Linked DNA regions of Homo sapiens: regions 2 and 3 are each linked to region 1. Evidence: chromatin contacts called from ENCODE Hi-C or POLR2A ChIA-PET data. All regions are on one chromosome and are shown on one strand. The core of a region is the stretch at or near the end of the contact, and the rest is flanking DNA. Distances in the headings are between cores, read along the strand shown.

Region 1 (3,134 bases), core at 403-2,902:
CTGACCTCGTGATCCGCCCGCCTCTGCCTCCGTATGTTTTATTTTTGAGATAAGGGCTTGCTTTGTTGCCCAGGCTGGAGTCCAGTGCTGCTATCACAGTTCACTGCAGCCTCAACCTCCCAGACTCAAGTGATCCTCCCACCTCAGCCTCCCAAGTAGTTGGGACTACAGGCACGCACCACCATGCCCAGCTAATTTTTTTTGGTAGAGACGGAGCCTCAATATGTTGCCTAGGCTGGTCTTAATTCCTGGGCTCAAGTGATCCTCCCGCCTTGGCCTCCGAAAGTGCTAGGATTACAGGTGTGAGCCACTACACCCGGCCAACATAAAAAAAAAAAACTGATGGCTGAGATCCACCTTCAGAGATTCTGCGTCAGTGGGTCTGGAGTGAGGCCCAGCACTGATACATTTAGTACTGCCAATCAGGTGATTCCAATGTGTGCCAGGGCGGAAGCACAGCCAGACCACACAGCTGTCAGGAATGAACGGCCCAAGGTGCTGGCATGTGCTCTCAGCCCAGACCGGACCATCATTATTCTCAGCTGGGTTGCATAAAGGCCAGTGCCACTGCCTTTTCTTACTCTACCCACAGAGCAAATGACTGGTTCTTTCTTTAAGCAAAATACGTTAAGATGAGTTCATTAACTTCAATCAGTGCATATAGCAAGTTGAATACGAATTTCAGGCAATGGCAACACACGAAGATACACGAATAATAGGGAAGCTCAGATCAAATTCAGGCATTGTTTTGCCCTCTTGATAGGCCAGGAAGTTGAAGTTTCTTTTTAACTATTCTGTTTACTTATTTATTTTTTGAGACAGAGTCTCACTCTGTGGCCGAGGCTGGAGTGCAGTGGTGCCATCTCAGCTTACTGCAATGTCTGCCTCACAGGTTCAAGCGATTTTCCTGCCTCAGCCTCCTTAGCATCTGGGATTGCAGGCGTCTTCCACCACGCCTGGATAATTTTTGTATTTTTAGTAGAGACAGGATTTCGCCGTGTTGGCCAGGCTGGTCTCGAACTCCTGACCTCAAGTGACCCGCCAACCATGGCCTCCCAAAGTTCTGGGATTACAGGCATGAGCCACCACTCCTGGCCCGTCTTTTTTACTATTCTTTATAGTTTCTGAGAAAAGCCTTTGGTTCCCGTTCGTTATTTTTTAAATAGGTACATGAAACATTTTATGTCTCCTTCTTCCAAAAAGAAAATAATGAATTAAGTGGCTCTTTATGTATGATTATTAGAGGGGAGCATCGGGGCCTTTACTAAAAACAAAACAAAATGTAAAACCTTTCCCGTCTCTGCTGAAGGGGTTCCCTGCTGTGCAGCAGACATTCAGTGATCACAGAGCTTAGCTCAAGTTTCTCCTAATTCCCAGCACCTCTGATTCCCAGCATCTCTTCTTGTTCTGATCATAAACAACTCCAGCTCTTGGATTACGTCGGGCAACATAACAGCAGGCACGGAATTCTCTCTGCTTATTTAGAACCTAGTCTGAAGCAAGCTTTTTTTTTTTTTTGGTTAAGTCAAAAGTGAAACTGGAGAGGGAAAGCTGAGGGAACAATAAGAGGATTAAAGATTAGCTATGACACATGGCTTGGAAATTAACCTTTAACCAAACATCTTATAAGTAACGCCAGCGCAGCTTCCCTTGTGAATGTAAAGAGATCCAGGGCTCTTGGAGAGGGACAAGTGAGAGCCAGCCAAAAAGGAAAAAGCAAAGGCAGAAACGGCATCAGGAGAGACAGAGATGTGAAGGAGGGAAGGAGCAGGAGAGCAGGAAGGAAACGCAGGAGGAGGGAGCAGCATCTCCTGTGAACACAGAGGAGCACCTGTTTGCTGTTAAAATCGATCTCCCTCGGCACCCTGAGCAATGGATATAATATTTGGCAGGAATAGGAAAGAACAGCTGGAGCCTGTGAGGGCCAAAGTGACAGGTGAGCATTCTGATAAACACTGGGCTCTTTCTTCTATTTATTTTATTATTTTTTTTTTTTTTGAGGCGGAGTCTCGCTCTGTCGCCCGGGCTGGAGTCCAGTGGCTTGATCTCGGCCCACTGCAACCTCTGCCTCCTGGGTTCAAACGATCCTCCCACCACAGCCTCCCGAGTAGCTGAGATTACAGGCACCCACCACCAAGCCCGGCTAATCTGTGTGTTTTTAGTAGAGACGGGGTTTCAGCATGTTGGCCAGGCTGGTCTCGAACTCCTAGCCTCAAGTGATCCACCCACCTCGGCCTCCGAAAGTGCTAGGATTACAGGGGTGAGCCACTGCACCTGGCTTCTTCCTTGTGTTTAGATGGACACTATTTTTTCCTGATGATATAAGTAATACTAATTGTAAATTACTTTTGGAAAGTCTGGAAAACAGTACAGAGAGGGGACACATTTTCTGTGAAAATCTAGGTATTCTTTTACACATTATAACTCCGTTTGCAAAGGGAGGAGAGTCAGTCTCACTGTTCCCAGGAAAAAAGCATTGGAATGCCCCAGTGGGTACATAGACAATGGGATTAATCTGCAAACTGCTGCCTGTCTCAGATGCATGATGTATTTGTGCAAATGTATGCATTCTAAATTAGTTTCAAAATGCTTAGAGGGGCGTGCATGAGCTCCCACGCATGCACATCCACCACGCACACTTGCAGGGGATTGCAGAGTCTGATGTGATTTTCTCTCAGGAACTCACAGGTGTGAGCTCCTGCAGAGCCTATAGGAGTAGGACCTTCTATCCTTTAGAGGCTCTGTGTTTCGCTTAATCTTTTATATCTCTTTTTCCTCCTCTTTTGAGTTGCCACTTTCCTGGTACCATTTCGACTCTAAAGGGCAGTTCCTGGTTCTGGACTCCCGGGTCCCCAGAGTGGTGCTCGCTCAGTTTTAAGAACAGCTGAGTCAGCTCAGGCCTGCAGGCATTTTCATCTGCTAGATGGACTGGAATTGTTCATAAGGAGAGGACAACTGTGAGTGATTTTCGTGAGAACATCAGATTGAAGCTTTTCAACTGAGCAATTGCCTTGGGAGTCTTTTGAAACAAAAAAAAAATAGCTTTTATGTATATATTTTCCTGGTTACAAAGGTAAGGCACAATCTATAGCTATCAATCTGTATATATATATAGCTGTATGTATATTAAATTA
Region 2 (3,134 bases), core at 214-2,713, 200 kb before region 1:
CTGTCTCCTCCCCAGAGGTTGAGGGGGAGGGCTGAAAGTCTCAAGCCTCTAATCCTACCTTGGTCTTTCCAGTGACCAGTCCCATCCTAAAGCTACCTAGGGACTGTGAGTCATCAGTCAACTAATTAGCATACAAAAAAACACCAATTTGCTGATTCCAAGGATTTTAGGAATTGCATGCCAGGACAAAGACCAAATATATACTTCACATTATCACAGTTATCTTGCAAGGCAAAGGGACTTGGCAGTTGGAGAAATTATCCTGGATGATTTGAATGGGCCCAATGTCATCACAGGGGGCCTCAAGAATAGAAGAATCAGAGGGATCACTACTGAAGAAATCAGAGTGATGTGATGTGACGAAGACTCAACTCACCGTTACTGATTCTGGAGATGGAGGAAGGGTCCGCAAGCCAAGGAATGTAGGCAACCTCTAGAAGCTGGGAAAGGCAAGTGAACAGATTCTCCCCTGGAGCCTTGGGAAGGAATACAGCCCTGCTGACACCTTGATCTTAGCCCAGCAGTCTCATTTCTTTTGACCTCCAGAGCTGGAAGATAATAAATTTGTGTTAAGGCAGTAAGTTTGTGGTAATTTATTAATAGCAAGAGAAAACGAATATAGCTGCTAGTATGTAAAAGGTGGAAATTTTCACATAAAACTCTAGCCATACCAAAGATGAGTAGCAGCTGCCCCCTTTTAATAAAGGATGTGTTTCCAATTTCACTGCAGTCCTCACCCCTCCCTTTTGTCTACCCCAGCCTCCTATGTCCATTTACATGAACTACCCAGTCTAAGTATTAAGTTTTGTAATCGTATACTGAACTGCAGTGTCTCCCAAACAGTAATCCTAATTTCAGCAGCTAAAATAGAAGCAAGCAAATCCAGCCTTCTTAAAATGATTAATCCTATCAATAATAACAATCTTTTCATTTGTATAGTGTGGTCTAGGTCAAGTTACTTAATTTATATAAGCCTAAATGTCCTTCTCTGCACAAGGTGGGGCAAGTTACAGTACATACCCGCTACAGTCGTTTTGAAGACAAAATGAGACACAGCATGAAAAGTGCATCCACCAGACCCACCTGGTACCCAGTAAGGCCTAGGTAATAAACAACGGCGGAAATCAGTGTACTTCTGCCTCACCTGCCACTAGACATTTGGGTTGTTTCTAATCTTTGGGAAGTAAACGCATTGCTCAACGTATTGCTTTTTCTTTTATGTGACTACTGCCTGAAGTCACTTTCCTAGGAAGAATGGATCGATTAGAGAGGCGGGGCAATACCTTTTACCTGCTGGCAGGTGAAATTTCGCCTCCTGGCGGCGTCACCTAAAGTCCTCTCCCTCCAAGGCGCGCCCTCCGCGGCCGGCAGGGGGCGCCGCGGCCGCCTGGGCCCGCCGGATGCTAACAAGCCTGGCGGCCTCGCCCCCTGCCGGAAGTGGCTGCGGCGGGGGCGGGGCCTACGAACTGGGCCGGGCGGCCGTGCGGGAGCCATGGCGGCCTCGGAGGCGGCGGCGGCGGCGGGGTCCGCGGCTCTGGCGGCGGGTGCCCGGGCCGTCCCGGCGGCCACGACAGGAGCCGCCGCCGCCGCCTCGGGCCCGTGGGTGCCCCCGGGACCCCGACTGAGGGGCAGCCGGCCGCGGCCCGCGGGGGCGACGCAGCAGCCCGCTGTCCCCGCGCCGCCGGCGGGGGAGCTGATCCAGCCGTCGGTGAGCGAGCTGTCCCGGGCCGTGCGGACCAACATCCTGTGCACCGTGCGCGGCTGCGGCAAGATCCTGCCCAACAGCCCCGCGCTCAACATGCACCTAGTCAAGAGCCACCGCCTGCAGGTGAGCCCGACGCGGCCGGCGGCCCGGGGGGCCGGGCCTGGCTCCAACAAAGCGCCCGGCGCCGGCGCGCGAAGCCGGCCTCGGGGGGACGAGCGCCCTGCGCGCTGCCGCTGCCGCTGCCCCACCGGCCTCTGCCCTCCCCGGCCGGAGGCGGCTCTCGAACCCTCGCGGCAGGCGCCGCAGGTGCGGCCTCTGGGGGGGAGGAGGAGCTGGGAGCCCCGGGTCCGCCGTACGCGCCAGTTCCCTGGTTCCCTGGCTCCCTGGCCCCGAGTGTCGTGCCGGACGCCGGCCCAGGCTTTTTACACTTTTTTGCCTGTGAGTTCTTAACGGCGTTTTGGCGAGGGACGCATCGTCTCCATTATATTAATGAGAAACAGATTATGCAACCTAGATGATGCGGGGCTTTAAACCGGGGCCTCTGGTTCTAAAGCCCTGTGCTTGCCACGACACCCACAATGCCGCCCTTGGGTCCTGCCCAGTGGACTGTATGTGCCACAATAACTAGAAGAGAGGGTTTTAAATGTTCTCACCACCAAGAGACAATACGTTTGAGGTCGAGGACATGTTAAACACTCTGACTTGATCACTATGCAATGTATATGTCCATCCATGCTGCACACCGCACCCCATCAGTAGGAATAATTACTGTGTGTCGATTATGAATAAAAAAATGTTTTAAAGGAGCGGTAGGTTTGCCTCTAAACACCATCAGTCAGTTTCACGGTGTTGGTAAGATCAGCTCAGGACTGAGACCTAAGGGAAATTGCCCCTGTGGCTCTTCTTTAAGAGGGGGACACAGTAAATACACCATGACAATAGTCTCAACAACCCTCCACGTTATGCAAAACAGGGCAGTCATTTTCAACCTTGGGACACATCTGTGACAAGCTTATTAAAAATCCAGATGTCCAGCCCCACCCCGGACCTGTTAAGTCACAATCTCTCAGTCATTACAATGGCAAGTTTCCTTCCACCACTCTAGGCCAGCAGTGACATAATTCAAAAGCGCAAGTCATTGAAAGCAGTTCTGCGAATATGTAGCTTTTGATGATCAGGAGTAAATTTAGAGTACCCAGAATATTGCATGTTCTGTCTGCCCATAGTCAGGCTTCTGATAAGAATTTCACAGCAGAAAACTCTGAGGTTGTAGTCTCTAGTAGGACAGATGTGTCGCCAATGAAGAGTGATCTGCTCTTACCACCATCTAAACCGGGATGCAACAACGTTCTCAATTGAAGATCAGGGAGCCAGTCAGGAAATGTACCTGAGGTATGCTGAGGAAGACCGTGCAGGTGGGGCCGAATTG
Region 3 (3,134 bases), core at 396-2,895, 160 kb before region 1:
AAAACAAAGAAAATTCTGAATTGTCAACTCCAAACTAGTGGCTACCTAGAGTGTTGTATTGAGAAGGATCTTATGACCTGACTATAGCAGGAAAAATTTCTGGGGTTGATTAATTATGTCTGCCAGAAAATAGAGTGTGCCACATGTTTGCCAGTCTGTCTATATAGTCAGATTACAAATATCTTACCGTAGCTTCCTATACCTGGTTGACAGATTCCTAATCCATTAAGGGCAGGGGAATGTTGAAGGACCAGGAGAAACCAAGGCCCAGGGTATTAAGTCAAACGCAAGCTGTTTATGTCAAAAGCAGATAGATGGTAATCTCTCAAAACTCCTTATCACCTTGCCTCAACTTCTCATTGGCTCTCCACTGTGCCACACACCCTCATCTTCCTACAAGCTATAGGTTTAAAGGAATCTTAAATTCCAACCAGGGAAAGATGAGTTTCTGGCAGCCTCATTTGGAATTTGAATGAACGTTCCTGTGGGTCGGCTCCTTAACAACCTATGCTGAATGAAGGAATAATCATTAGAAATATTGTTAGCCATGGCAGAAGTTAAGTTTCTTAATACAGGACCAATCTTCACTTACATGAACCAGTTAAATAGGTCCTGAAGACTGACCTGGGCATCCTGATCATTTGTGACACAGTTTCTACAGGAAAATGAGTTGGGAGTCGCATTTAGAAACACACTGGAAGGAGCTGAACCTTTGTCTGAAAGTTAAGCACCCGCGCCACCCAACTTGCACAATTTGTTCATATTTCCAAGAGTATAAATTTTATCCTCCTTGTTAATTATATGTGCCTTCTGCTTATTATATGCCTACAGGTCACAGGAACCTCAAGTATTTCACAGAATGATGCCAAGGAGCGCAGTTTCTACACCATCCCTCCCGATCAGACCACATCTATTCCAATCTCAGTCTCAAACTCTTCCCCTTTTTCAACTCACATTAATGAATTCACTAAGTACCTAGCACTGAGAATAAAAAGCTAAAGCAGCATCCGTCTTCTCTACTCTCACACAGCTTACAGTCCACAGCAAAGCGCAAGTCATCAAACACACGCGCTCCACCTGCCACCCCTAAAGCCCAGGCGCATCACGCTCGGCTCCACCTCTTCATCTAGCCCCGCCCCTTCCTGCAGGCCACACCCCTTTCTCTATCAGGCTCCTCCCTTTATGCCATAAGCCTTTTTTCCTCATCTAGCTCTTCCCCTTCCTCCGCCAGTTCCTACCGTGCCACAAAGACGCCTGCCCTTCTTTCAAACTATCCCATTCAGAAAAGCGTTCTGGATTGCCCGTTCGAATTCCTCCCCGTCCTCCGTCTACCCACCCTTAAAGGGTTCCGCTCCCAACGGATCCTCCTCAGGCCCCGCCCCTCCCCAGACCCCGCCCGCTCTGGGGAAGCCCCGGCACATAGTGCCTCTGCCTTTCGCTCCCTCTCGCTTCCTTTCGAACGAGGCAGGGACTCTCGCTCTGTCGCCTTTGGAGTGGTCCCGGGCCTTGCCCCAGGGGTGGAGAAATGGCCGCTCACACCTACCTGTGGGGCCAAGCGGATGGAAGGCCCCGAGACAGCTAGTCCCGGCCTACTGGCAAGAGCTACTCAGGTCGCTGCCGGATGGGCCGTTGCCTTGGGTTACGACCACGCTGGGGGCGGGACCGCGGCGGAAGTGACGTAGCCCAACAAAGCCTAGCACTGGCGAGGCGGTTCGTGGCATCTCCTATCCGCTCCGGGCGCTGCCGCCGGAAGGGCCAGCGACGGAGGGTCTCAGATGGCGGGGCTTGAGGCCCACCCGGGCTCTCGGGTCGGCGAGTCCCGTTGGGGAGCCCTTGTGCCTGCTAGGATATTTAGCAGATGCCAGGCGGCCAGAAACGTCCTCACTTTTCTCCCTCGGCCCTCTGGGGAACCGCCGTGAGCGTTTCCCACGGACACAAACTTAACAGGCCCAGAACGTCCAGGGAGGACGCGTTGTGAGCCTCAAAGAGCCCACTTACGTGACCGACAGCACCAGGCCGACGGGCACTCGCTGAACTGCTGGCCCGGAGCAGCACAGCTCTTAAGTGGGCAGTGGCATCTTTTATACAAATAAAGGAAGGTGGCCCCACGTCCCTAAAACAACAGCTTGCTGAAGAGAGATCGCAAAGCATCCCCCACTCCAGCTCGGGTCTGACTCCAAAGCCCTTCTGCTTTAGAAAGTGTGACTATTTCTGCTGTAGAAAACCGGTATCTAGGCCAGGCGCGGTGGCTCACGCCTGTAATCCCAGCACTTGGGAGGCCGAGGTGGGTGTATCACCTGAGATCAGGAGTTCGAAACTAGCCTGGTCAACATGGCGAAACCGTGTCTCTACTAAAAATACAAAAATTCGCCGGGTGTGGTGGCGGGCGCCTGTAATCTCAGCTATTTGGGAAACTGAGGCAGGAGACTGGCTCGAACCCGGGTGGCGGAGGTTGCAGTGAGCTGTGATGGCACCACTGCACTCCAGCCTGGAGAGCAAAACTCAAGTCTCAAAAAAAATTTTGGTATCTAAGTTCTCTAGCACTGTGATTGCTCCAATGAGACGGATTCAGCTATAATTCTATTCCAACTTTTTTCATACGTGTAAGCTTAGGTACCTTGTTCACATAAATAGGAAGATGCAAATAAAAGGGGTTTTATTGTATCTCAAGCTAGTAAGTATTAACCAAAAACATTTAAATGTTTTATCAGTTGACAATTTGTTTTGGTCTTCCTTCAGATCTATTGAAAACAGCTGGGCACCGTGGCTCACACCTGGAATCCCAGCTGAGGCAGGAGGCTCCCTTGAGCCCAGGAGTTGAAGGTTGCAGTAAGCTATGATTGTGTCACTGCACTCCAGCCTGGGAAACAGTGCAAGACCTTGCATATTAGAAAAAAGTTTCTGGGAAGTATACCAAAAGTCTTAACTAAGATTTGCTAAATGAATATTAATTAAATAACCTAACGGCAAGTACATGGGGAAGTTGGAGGATCTAGAACCTGACTTCCTTCACACTAACTATTCCTGCATTTAGCAGGTAAAAGCCCGATAGCATGATTGAGTGGAAACATGAAGGGACAAGGGTTTGGCTAGTTATGTTTATAAAAAGTCAACATAGGAATTGAGTCAAGATA

The links. A loop is a pair of places that touch in the nucleus more often than their neighbours do. ChIA-PET counts read pairs that join two places held with the same protein, here RNA polymerase II (POLR2A). Pooled maps may share reads with other maps.
Region 2: a map with no recorded cell type shows a loop between it and region 1 (3-fold over the local background). The contact joins the promoter of ATMIN here to the promoter of BCO1 in region 1. A Hi-C loop is called at or near these places in 1 of 37 single-sample maps with no recorded cell type and 2 of 50 pooled maps. POLR2A ChIA-PET finds 5 or more read pairs at or near these places in 2 of 52 experiments (PC-9 and activated T-cell).
Region 3: a map of gastrocnemius medialis shows a loop between it and region 1 (18-fold over the local background). The contact joins the promoter of C16orf46 here to the promoter of BCO1 in region 1. A Hi-C loop is called at or near these places in 1 of 168 maps with a recorded cell type or tissue (gastrocnemius medialis) and 5 of 50 pooled maps. POLR2A ChIA-PET finds 5 or more read pairs at or near these places in 6 of 52 experiments (Caco-2, PC-9, WTC11 and 2 more).

What each region holds. Positions count from the first base shown.
Region 1 is chr16:81,237,037-81,240,170 of GRCh38, forward strand. It overlaps BCO1 (beta-carotene oxygenase 1), which reads left to right and starts at 1,653. Exons shown (of 11, transcript NM_017429.3): 1 at 1,653-1,936. The coding sequence starts at 1,873.
Region 2 is chr16:81,034,379-81,037,512 of GRCh38, forward strand. ATMIN (ATM interactor) reads left to right here and starts at 1,464. Exons shown (of 4, transcript NM_015251.3): 1 at 1,464-1,828. The coding sequence starts at 1,493. CENPN-AS1 (CENPN antisense RNA 1) reads right to left here. Exons shown (of 4, transcript XR_007065134.1): 1 at 2,359-3,134; 2 at 377-548. RefSeq lists silencers at 1,284-1,573, 1,784-2,133.
Region 3 is chr16:81,075,593-81,078,726 of GRCh38, forward strand. C16orf46 (chromosome 16 open reading frame 46) reads right to left here and starts at 1,646. Exons shown (of 4, transcript NM_152337.3): 1 at 1,544-1,646. It overlaps C16orf46-AS1 (C16orf46 antisense RNA 1), which reads left to right. Exons shown (of 2, transcript XR_007065137.1): 2 at 832-1,006. RefSeq lists enhancers at 1,178-1,317, 1,409-2,069, 1,908-1,957, 2,070-2,728.